Linked DNA regions of Mus musculus: region 2 is linked to region 1. The links are chromatin contacts, found by Hi-C or POLR2A ChIA-PET in ENCODE. All regions are on one chromosome and are shown on one strand. The core of a region is the stretch at or near the end of the contact, and the rest is flanking DNA. Distances in the headings are between cores, read along the strand shown. Region 1 overlaps Rgs7 (regulator of G protein signaling 7). Region 2 overlaps Rgs7 (regulator of G protein signaling 7).

Region 1 (4,539 bases), core at 731-3,230:
GTCAACTTGACACAGCTGGAGTTATCACAGAGAAAGGAGCTTCAGTTAAGGAAATGCCTCCATGAGATCCAACTGTAAGGCATTTTCTCAATTAGTGATCAAGGGGGAAAGGCCCCTTGTGGGTGGGACCATCTCTGGGCTGGTAGTCTTGGTTCTATAAGAGAGCAGGCTGAGCAAGCCAGGGAAAGCAAGCCAGTAAGTAACATCCTTCCATGGCCTCTGCATCAGCTCCTGCTTCCTGACCTGCTTGAGTTCTAGTCCTGACTTCCTTGGTGATGAACAGCAGTATGGAAGTGTAAGCCAAATAAACCCTTTCCTCCCCAACTTGCTTCTTGGTCATGATGCTTGTGCAGGAATAGAAACCCTGACTAAGACAGGCCTCAATCAGGATGAAAGTGAAAGAAATTAATGGAAAAGAAGGAGGAAGAGAGGGGCCTCAATCAGGATGCAAAATGAAATAAATTAATGGAAAAGAAGGAGGAAGAAAAGAAGGAGGAGGAGGAGAAGGAAGAGGAGGAGGAAGAGGAGGGAGAGGAGGAAGAAATCAAGAAATCAAAAGAAAGACAGTCAAAACAAGGACCAAAGGTGTAGTCTACAAAACCCACGACTGTAGAAAATGGAAAAATAATTGCTAAGCCAGACAGCATACTCTTCATACTGAAGATGTGTTGATTTGTCGTCATTTCTACTAGTTAGCACAGCATGGTTTGTTTTCAATAGCAAATTCCAAGGCATGCTGAAGGACAAGTTGTATTGAATGACTGTGTGTGAATGTTATTCAAGTGCAGAAGTGTTGATAAGTCTTAAGACACAAAACTAAAAAGAACTATGATTAAAATACAATTATATTCATAGAAAAAGCAAGTAGTGTGAAGTAGTATGTAAGAACAGGTGAGACCTGCAATCGTGGGGGTGAACATTCTAACTAACTAACTAACTAACTAACTAAATAAATAAATAAATAAATAAATAAATAAATAAATAAATAGAAAAAAAAACCAAGAGATTTGAGACTAGTATACCACTTGATACGCCAGTAGGGATGAGGGAAATCTGACATTGCCCTCAGCATAAATAAATACATAAACAAAAGTCTGTGTATCTACATATAATAATAAATTAAATATGAGATCATGCATTAAGGAGTGAGAAACAGGAAGAGTTGGAATCAGGAGAGGCAGGAGCAAACCCTATAGGTGGAACAACAATATGAACTAACCAGTACCCCCAGAGCTCGTATCTCTAGCTGCATATGTAGCAGAAGATGGCTTAGTCGGCCATCACTGTGAAGAGAGGCCCCTTGGTATTGCAAACTTTATATGCCCCAATACAGGGGAATGCCAGGGCCAAGTAGTGGGAGTGGGTGGGTAGGGGAGCAGGGCAGAGGGAGGGTATAGGGAACTTTCAGGATAGCATTTGAAATGTATATAAAGAAAATATCTAATAAAAAGAAAAAATAACTAATACAAATTTTAAATTTTTTTAGATTAAAACCATGGGTTTATCAGTAGACTGGAGAGGATTGATAAGTCAGTAAACTTTAAAACAATAAATGAAACAAATTAAAATGACTAAAACGATCAACAATCTAAATATGAGCTGTAACATAAAGAGAAGAAAAAGCATACAGAAAATTTCTTTAAAGTAAAGACTAAACATAAGTCCTCTTCTAAGATCATGTAATGAGCCTCTACCTCATGGTCACCTCATGGTTTGACTGTTTTGGTAGATAAGGCCACTAAAGAAACAGGCTAGGGTCCTAATCGAAGATGACTTGTGTTTTTGCAGGAAGAGTAGAGATACCAGAGATGCAACTGTTTAGGGAGACAGCCTGGTGAGATATAGTAAGAAGTCAGATTTCTGAAAATGGAAGAGATTCGGGAGAAGCCAACCCTGCAGGAGCTTGCTTTTTAATTTCTCTGCAGAGGATGCCTACCATTTATTTATGGGAACCAGTCATGTTGCTCGAGTCACACAGGCTGTGACAGCTTTTTATGGCTACCCTAGAAACTAACACAGCAAGCCACATAACCGGGAAATGTGGAGAGCTTCAAAGAGGACAAACATAGTTACATGTTCTAAACCCTATACTTAGACATATTCTAATTCCAGAAAGCCGGTTTCAGAGTTTTGTAAGGTTTAAGGAAAAGATGAGTAGGATTTGCAGTTTCATATTATGTAATGTCATTGCATCTGTCCTGGTAATAAACATCGTACATTAGTATGGTATGTTGGTTAAGTCAGAGCCACTCTCCATACATTAATTAATAATGTGTGAATCTGTATTTGGCACAATGGTTCATTTGCTGGTTTGAACATTCTGTGAATATCCACAAGTGTACAATTACATTTATCTCCTATTCTAATCTCATAAAGACAGTTTTGCTGTCTTAAAAATCTTCTGTACTTTACTTATACTTCCACTTTGCCTGAAATTAATTTTTCCACTATAGTATTTGAATAAAAATGGCCCCTATAGGCTCCTATATTTGAATGCTTAGTTATCAGGGAGAGTGGCATTATTTAAGAAGGATTAGAAGATGTGGCCTTGTTGGAAGAAATGCATCCTTGGGAGTGGGCTTTGAGGTTTCAAAACTTCATGTTAGTCCCAGTTCTCTCTCTTGGCCTACGGATCAGGATGTAACTTTCAGCTACTGATCCACCACCATGAATACTTCCATACTACTGGCCATAATAACAATGAACTAACCCTCTGAAACTGTAAGAAAGCCTCCAATTAAATATTTTCTTTCATATGAGTTGCCTTGGTCATGTTGTCTCATCACAGCAATAGAATACTAAGATATCTACTGTAGATTTATTTTAACCACGGTGACATGGCATCTATTTATCTATTACTTTATCTTTAATCTTTCTGTGTCTTCATACTTAAAACCATAATACTCCGTTACGATCCTTTTAAAATCCATTGGATCAGTAGTGACTCAAGTTTACTAAGTTTTAAAAATCTGCTCACTAGAATACAATTTTAGGAACCACTAACACCTGATTTTCTAAGCACGCAAAACAGTGATAGATATTAAAAGCAAATAAATGCCCATGGATTTAGGAAGCAGACTGTAAAATAGAATGGTGGATGATCTCTTAGAGCACTTCTAAAATGAGAACTGTTATATAATAAATATCAGTTGATGTCACATTGAAAAAAAACATTATTTTTGGTAAATGGATAGAGCTATTTGAAAGAATTGTAATGTGCTCCACCAAGAATAAATAATTTCCAGTTTAAAAAAAATAGAATGATTTCCCTTTCCCCAGCATCTTGAGCTCTGAGAATCTCAATACTATATATAATGAAGTTATTAATATATTCATGTATCTCAGGCATTGTTGTCAGCTATTCAAGTTTTGATCCAGTTTTGAAACCTTATAAACTATCAATTTGATTTTGATTTTCTGCCTGTTTTTAGGTTTTTTTAAATCAGTCCATGAGTTTCCAGTCATCCCACTCTCAAACACAAATGTTTAGACATAGTAAGCTTTCTACCAATGGTAACTGATCGGTTTTGAATCTGTTCCTTTAGGAAAAAAATTTGCTTAATGTAAAGTCTTGCTGCAATGATATGCCAGTAAGAATGCTTTGTTTTCCCTGGCTCTCTATTACCATCTAAGAACACCTCAGCTCCCCGGTCTGTCTTATGTCACTTTAGCATGGTTTTGGAAAGCGGAAATTAGTCTTGTGTAGTTACTTAGTGCCCTCAAGCAAAATCTCTCTGTGTAGATCTGAAAGGTTCCATGGCATCTTGGAGCAGTTGACAGGACTTCACTGAATATTTCCTGGGGCACAAGTCATTGTCCTCTCGTAATCATAATGTAAGGCTCAGAACAGTTTTTTTATTGATAGACGGGCCTTATAAGAGAATTCAATGTTTCTTTTTCCAGGGCCATGTATTGATTTCAGAAGCATCCTACAAAGTTCTCTCCTCTATACATTATAGTACTTACATACTAAATCTTCACTGTTTTCCTTCTAGCTGTATATTTCTCAGTTCTTTCAATTCAGGCTGTGGGTATCATACTCATCCACATGGTCAAGTATATCTTCAAAGATGGCCCCAGAACCAGATGCATCATCAGCTTCATTAACATCACCAAAGAAAATATAGTTCTCCATAATCAAGATCAACAATGTTTGAATATATTATTTAAAAATATTATTTAAAAGTCCACAATGAATAATATATCAAATTAAAGGAAAGGCTGGAATTTGAATGGCCCAATTGAAAGGGGGGCAACTAGGGTCTCTTGTCCTTATGGGAAACTTCTAGTTCTTCAGCATAAAATTCTATTTAGATGGATATAGTGGTACACGCATATTGTTGTAAAAATCAGGAGGCTTAAGCAGGTAGATCTCCAAATTGAGGCTAGATACAATAACTTAGGCCCCATTGGGATTTTGATGCTTCAAAATATAGGTCTTGTCTAAATAGAACGAAAACAAAAAATCCTGTCTGGACATTGGATATTCATTACAATTCCTTCCCTGGACTCCTTTACGTTCAACTCATGCAAACAGAT
Region 2 (4,445 bases), core at 1,204-3,703, 150 kb after region 1:
TTGCCAACACATCAAAACAGCACAAGATGCAATTTCATGATGGTGAATTACGCTGTAGAATCTGAAGCTTTCACCAGTGAATTTTCATACCCTTAAAACGTATCATGCTACTTTCATGCTGAATGGATCCTTTTGTCCAGGAATAGCACATACTTAGTGGTCACGTGGAACATGTGCTCACAGCCATTACATGCACTTGAGTCATTTGGAGCATGCATTCCCTGGCCATTTGGAAGACCTTGGTGTGCCGAGTTATTCAGATACTGCAAATGTGGAAATATTTCATTATACAGTATCAAAAGCCACGTCTGTCAATAACACCACTGATGTCATGAGGAACATCTTTCACTCCTGGGACATTGCCAGGCTCAGCACAACAGTGACAAGGTTTCAAAAAGAAAATTCAGGCTCAATTCATTCATGGAAAATTTCTCACTTCTAAATACATCTGAAACCATGAGCTTGTCATTCCTGTATCTCTTTGGGTAATACCAATCCATGAAAAATGAGAATGCAGTGTTGCAAATAGAAAGTGTCCCTCACAGGCTCACATATTGAATCCTTGGTTCCCATCAGAGCTACCATTAGGGGACAGAGGATGGTGGTGGTTGGGAGGTGAGGTTTTAACTGATAGGTCACTAGATGTGTGCCTTGAAGATAACAAACAGGTACACTGTCCCTTGCCTATCACTGATCTCTATCATGAAGTGGAAAGGCTACTTCTTTAGGGAAAACCTCTTGTAATGGATGTTTCCATGTACAAAATGCAAAAAGGCGTGGCTTGGCTTTTCAGTACAGTTTTCCAGGCTGGATAGATTCTTACAAAACATTATGCTCTTTAAGTTCCTTGTTGAACCAACTTGCAACTTTGATGTTTGGAAAAGAAAGACTAGATGGTGGCTTACCCATGCTGTAAAAGTTCATTCTTTGGCCAACAGTAATTATGCTTTTCTCTTGTAGCACTGCTTTCTTAGGATCAGCAATTCCTTAAGTAAATCGTTTGCTGTGTAGACGGAATTACCACCTTTGGGAGACTGTGGGATCATGCCCAGGAAATTCAACCACTTGCTGCTTCTTTCCATAGTTGATCAGTTATGAAAGAGTCAAAAGTAGAATTTTAAATAAATATATGTTTGTTAGTCTTTATGTCACCTATTCAGCCTCATGCCTGCCCTTATCCATCCAAATGCCTGGATGCACATAGGAGATTGTTACTAAGTGGTTGTCAAGTGAACAACGAGAAGAAAAGCCCCTGGGTTGATTCAGTCACAGACCTCCAGCATTCAGCATCTCTCTTATGTGTCAATGAATACGGGAGGGTAACAAAACGGCGTCTCAGAAAAGGCTATGTGATAACCTGTATGATGGCCTGTCTTGCCCCAGTACTTCTCCTTAGCTTCAGCCACACACTCTAGCCTCACCCAAGCCCTTCACTCAGGAACCCTGGGTGTGATTGGCAGGTGAACAGCTTCCTTCCTCTTACAACTCTTTCTGGATGCAACCAACCTGGATAAAATGGCTGTCACAGTCATGCTTCTCGGAAGCAACTTTTTCTCTCTACTTACAAAGCCTTAACCTGTGTGTGATGGCTCACTCCTGGAATCTCGGTACTTAGGAGACTGAGGCAAGAAGCAAGGAATGGGCGTCCTCCCAAGATGACACACAGGAGATCATCCCTGAACGAAACCTAACATGAGGCAGCAGAAGAAGAGTAGAATGGGAGCAGGTCCAGTTCTGTTCCCAGGAGTTACTGATGACATGAATCCACACTGTAACTCAGGGCAAAATGAAAGTGATTGTCCATTGACTAATGGAACTTTTCTATACACAGAGTGAGACCTCAGGAGTTGGTTATAGAGATAAGTAGGTGACAGGACATGGAGTACATGCCTGTAATCCCAGCCCTGGTTAAGCTGACACAGGAAAAGATCAAGAAAAGCCTGATCTATACTGTGAGCCAGGAGCCAGCCTGGACTACATAGTGAAACCCTGTCTCAAAACAGCAAAAATGAGGAAAGAGTCCTTTAAAGACTATAGCATGTGCCTCTTCCCAGGACAATAAGCAGAGGATGTCTCTGGCAGTCCTAAACTCCTTGCTATGGTAACACCTCTTTACCCTAGGAACTACAACCACAGGCCAGCTGAGAGCACATGTCCCAGTCTGAGAGGTTTGCTTTGACTCCCCAGATAGAAAACCTTAAGCCACTTGAGAATTCTACTAATTCTTTTCTTCTCTCAGCTCTTCTCAGACTCTCTGTGGCCACTGATCCCCATAAGAAAGTCTTCATGCTTTCCACACTAAATGGGGCTTTCCTGGATGCATTCAGTGCTGGAGAGGATAATGAAAGAGTTCCACCACACTGAAGAGTGTCCCAGTTCCTCTAGAGCGGTGACTCTTAACATTCCCCAAACTGCAGCCCTTTAATACAGTTCTTCATGTTGTCGTGACGCCAAATATAGATTGCTGCTGCCTTATAACTGTAATGTACAAACTATGTCATCCCATAAAACACGTTCAAATTTCAAAGGTTTTAACCTTTAAAACGTAGCATGAAGCGTCCTTGTGTGCATGCATTTGCAGGTGATAAACATCAGAGGTCTAACAGAGTTTGCCCCCTGATGTTAATACAGCAGGTCTGCTACTCTAACCACTGTCCTTGGGAAAGATATTCATCATTTTAGTCCCTTAACCTCAGCATCTGCAAGAGAAATGACAATTAATAGTATCCGCCTACTAGAGTTGTTATAAGGATTAAATGAGTTTACACCCTCCTACTTCCAGCCCCCTATATACCCACTAGAGAGCTTGGGAAAGGGCCAGGTAGAGAGAGTCACCACATCAGTGCTAGCTATAATTATTCTTTCCAAACTGTGCATTCTTTATTTAGCACCCCAAAGTCAATTTTTTTAAGGTCTGGGTGACAGCATTTCCTAACTATAGAAACAAGCCTTTGCTGAGTGCCAGCATATGACCAAATTCAATATATATATTATTGTTCTGCTCACTTCCCTGCATCCTTATCTTCTCCCTGCCTTCTTCCCTTCCTCCTGGCTACTTTCTTCCTTCTTTGTACCCCTCTTCTTCCCTTGCTTTCCTCTTCTTCACTCTGGTCTCTGAGGAGTATCTGCAGAACACTGACAGGTAAGACGGTATAGTATTCAAGTGGGGAATGTGGTACACATAATGGAGAAGTTTATCATTTTACAGTGTAGGAAGATATGCACACAAAAATTCAGATTTTAATTCAGAGCCAAAGTAAAGATACAGAGGAATCCCAGGAGAAGGAGCATCGAATTCTACCTGCAACTGTCAGGTGGACTTTTTCTGAGAAGGTAACATTATACTCGAGTCATTGAGAATCAATACAAGTTACAGATCAAGAATACTTTAAGTCATATTTTAGGGGGTAGATATATTGTTTTAAAAATTTAAATTTACACATCTCATAAAAATGCAATCCTTTTCCAGCCACAAAATATCTGTCAATCTTCAGAAAATGGTTCATCTAAAAATAAATTACTACGCCAGTCGACAATCTCAAAATGAAAATTGAAATAGTAGTTAAATGTTAAAGAATATATATCACAAATGCATACTAGAATAAATGCGAGGGGGAAATATAAAAAGATGTGTTATTTAAAAGTCTAGAGGTCATTTATAATATTAGAAAATATTGCCTATGGAATATGTGTGTAAATATACAAATGCTTTTTATTGCTCTGAAATACTTCCATCCCATTTGTGAGACATTGCTTTAGAAACAGTGGCTATGCAGATTAACAAAAAATAAAAGCTGCTTTTCAAAGAAATACACAGGGAACTTCACTTAAGAGCCAGAAATTCTCCAAATCCCCTTTCCCATACCTGTAGGCTTAAGCTGGCAAGTTAAATGTCAATTAGGTAACTCGATAATTATATTTATATTCCTTCACACATGTATTACCAGAAGAATAGTTAGTATTTAATGGTAGTCAGCACCATGGGGAGTGTGATTAACTGTACAGAATTTTTTAAAAGTTGGGCCACACCCTTTTTTCAGAAGGTTTCTCATAAATTCTACAAAAGAGCAATGAGTTGGGTGAGTTTCTTCTTCTCAGGCTCTATGGTAAATGATGACTGCCCCGTGAGATTAACTTGAATGGTCTGGCATGATCAAGTGTACCACTTTGGGGCTTTAAGCATTAGAAATAAAACAAACACTCAATGTGTTAGTCAAGGGCTTTTAACTTTGTTTTTAAGTGCTTTCAGCATGAGGTAGAGTGACTTTAAATCTAATTAGAACACTCTTTTAAAGAGTGTGTGCATGTGTGTGTGTGCATGCTCATACACATGTACAGACACACACACACGCGCGCGCACACACACACATACACACACACACACACACACACACACACACACACACACACACAAAGCTGTATTCAAGTATGCACATGCCTGTAGA

The links. Hi-C counts contacts between places; a loop is a spot of excess contacts on that map. ChIA-PET counts read pairs that join two places held with the same protein, here RNA polymerase II (POLR2A).
Region 2: a map of left cerebral cortex shows a loop between it and region 1 (2.1-fold over the local background). The contact joins two enhancer-like sites. A Hi-C loop is called at or near these places in 1 of 37 maps with a recorded cell type or tissue (left cerebral cortex). POLR2A ChIA-PET finds 5 or more read pairs at or near these places in 1 of 5 experiments (Patski).

What each region holds. Positions count from the first base shown.
Region 1 is chr1:175,141,278-175,145,816 of GRCm38, forward strand. The region is part of intron 6 of Rgs7 (regulator of G protein signaling 7); the gene reads right to left. Among named protein-coding and RNA genes, the nearest start is that of Grem2, 220 kb to the left of the region's middle. Within about 2 kb of position 1,981, at least 1 of the 3 ENCODE cell types and tissues checked has a DNase peak (open chromatin) inside an H3K27ac peak, as active enhancers do; it is left cerebral cortex, where a contact is called at or near this core.
Region 2 is chr1:175,294,272-175,298,716 of GRCm38, forward strand. The region is part of intron 2 of Rgs7 (regulator of G protein signaling 7); the gene reads right to left. Among named protein-coding and RNA genes, the nearest start is that of Rgs7, 200 kb to the right of the region's middle. Within about 2 kb of position 2,454, at least 1 of the 3 ENCODE cell types and tissues checked has a DNase peak (open chromatin) inside an H3K27ac peak, as active enhancers do; it is left cerebral cortex, where a contact is called at or near this core.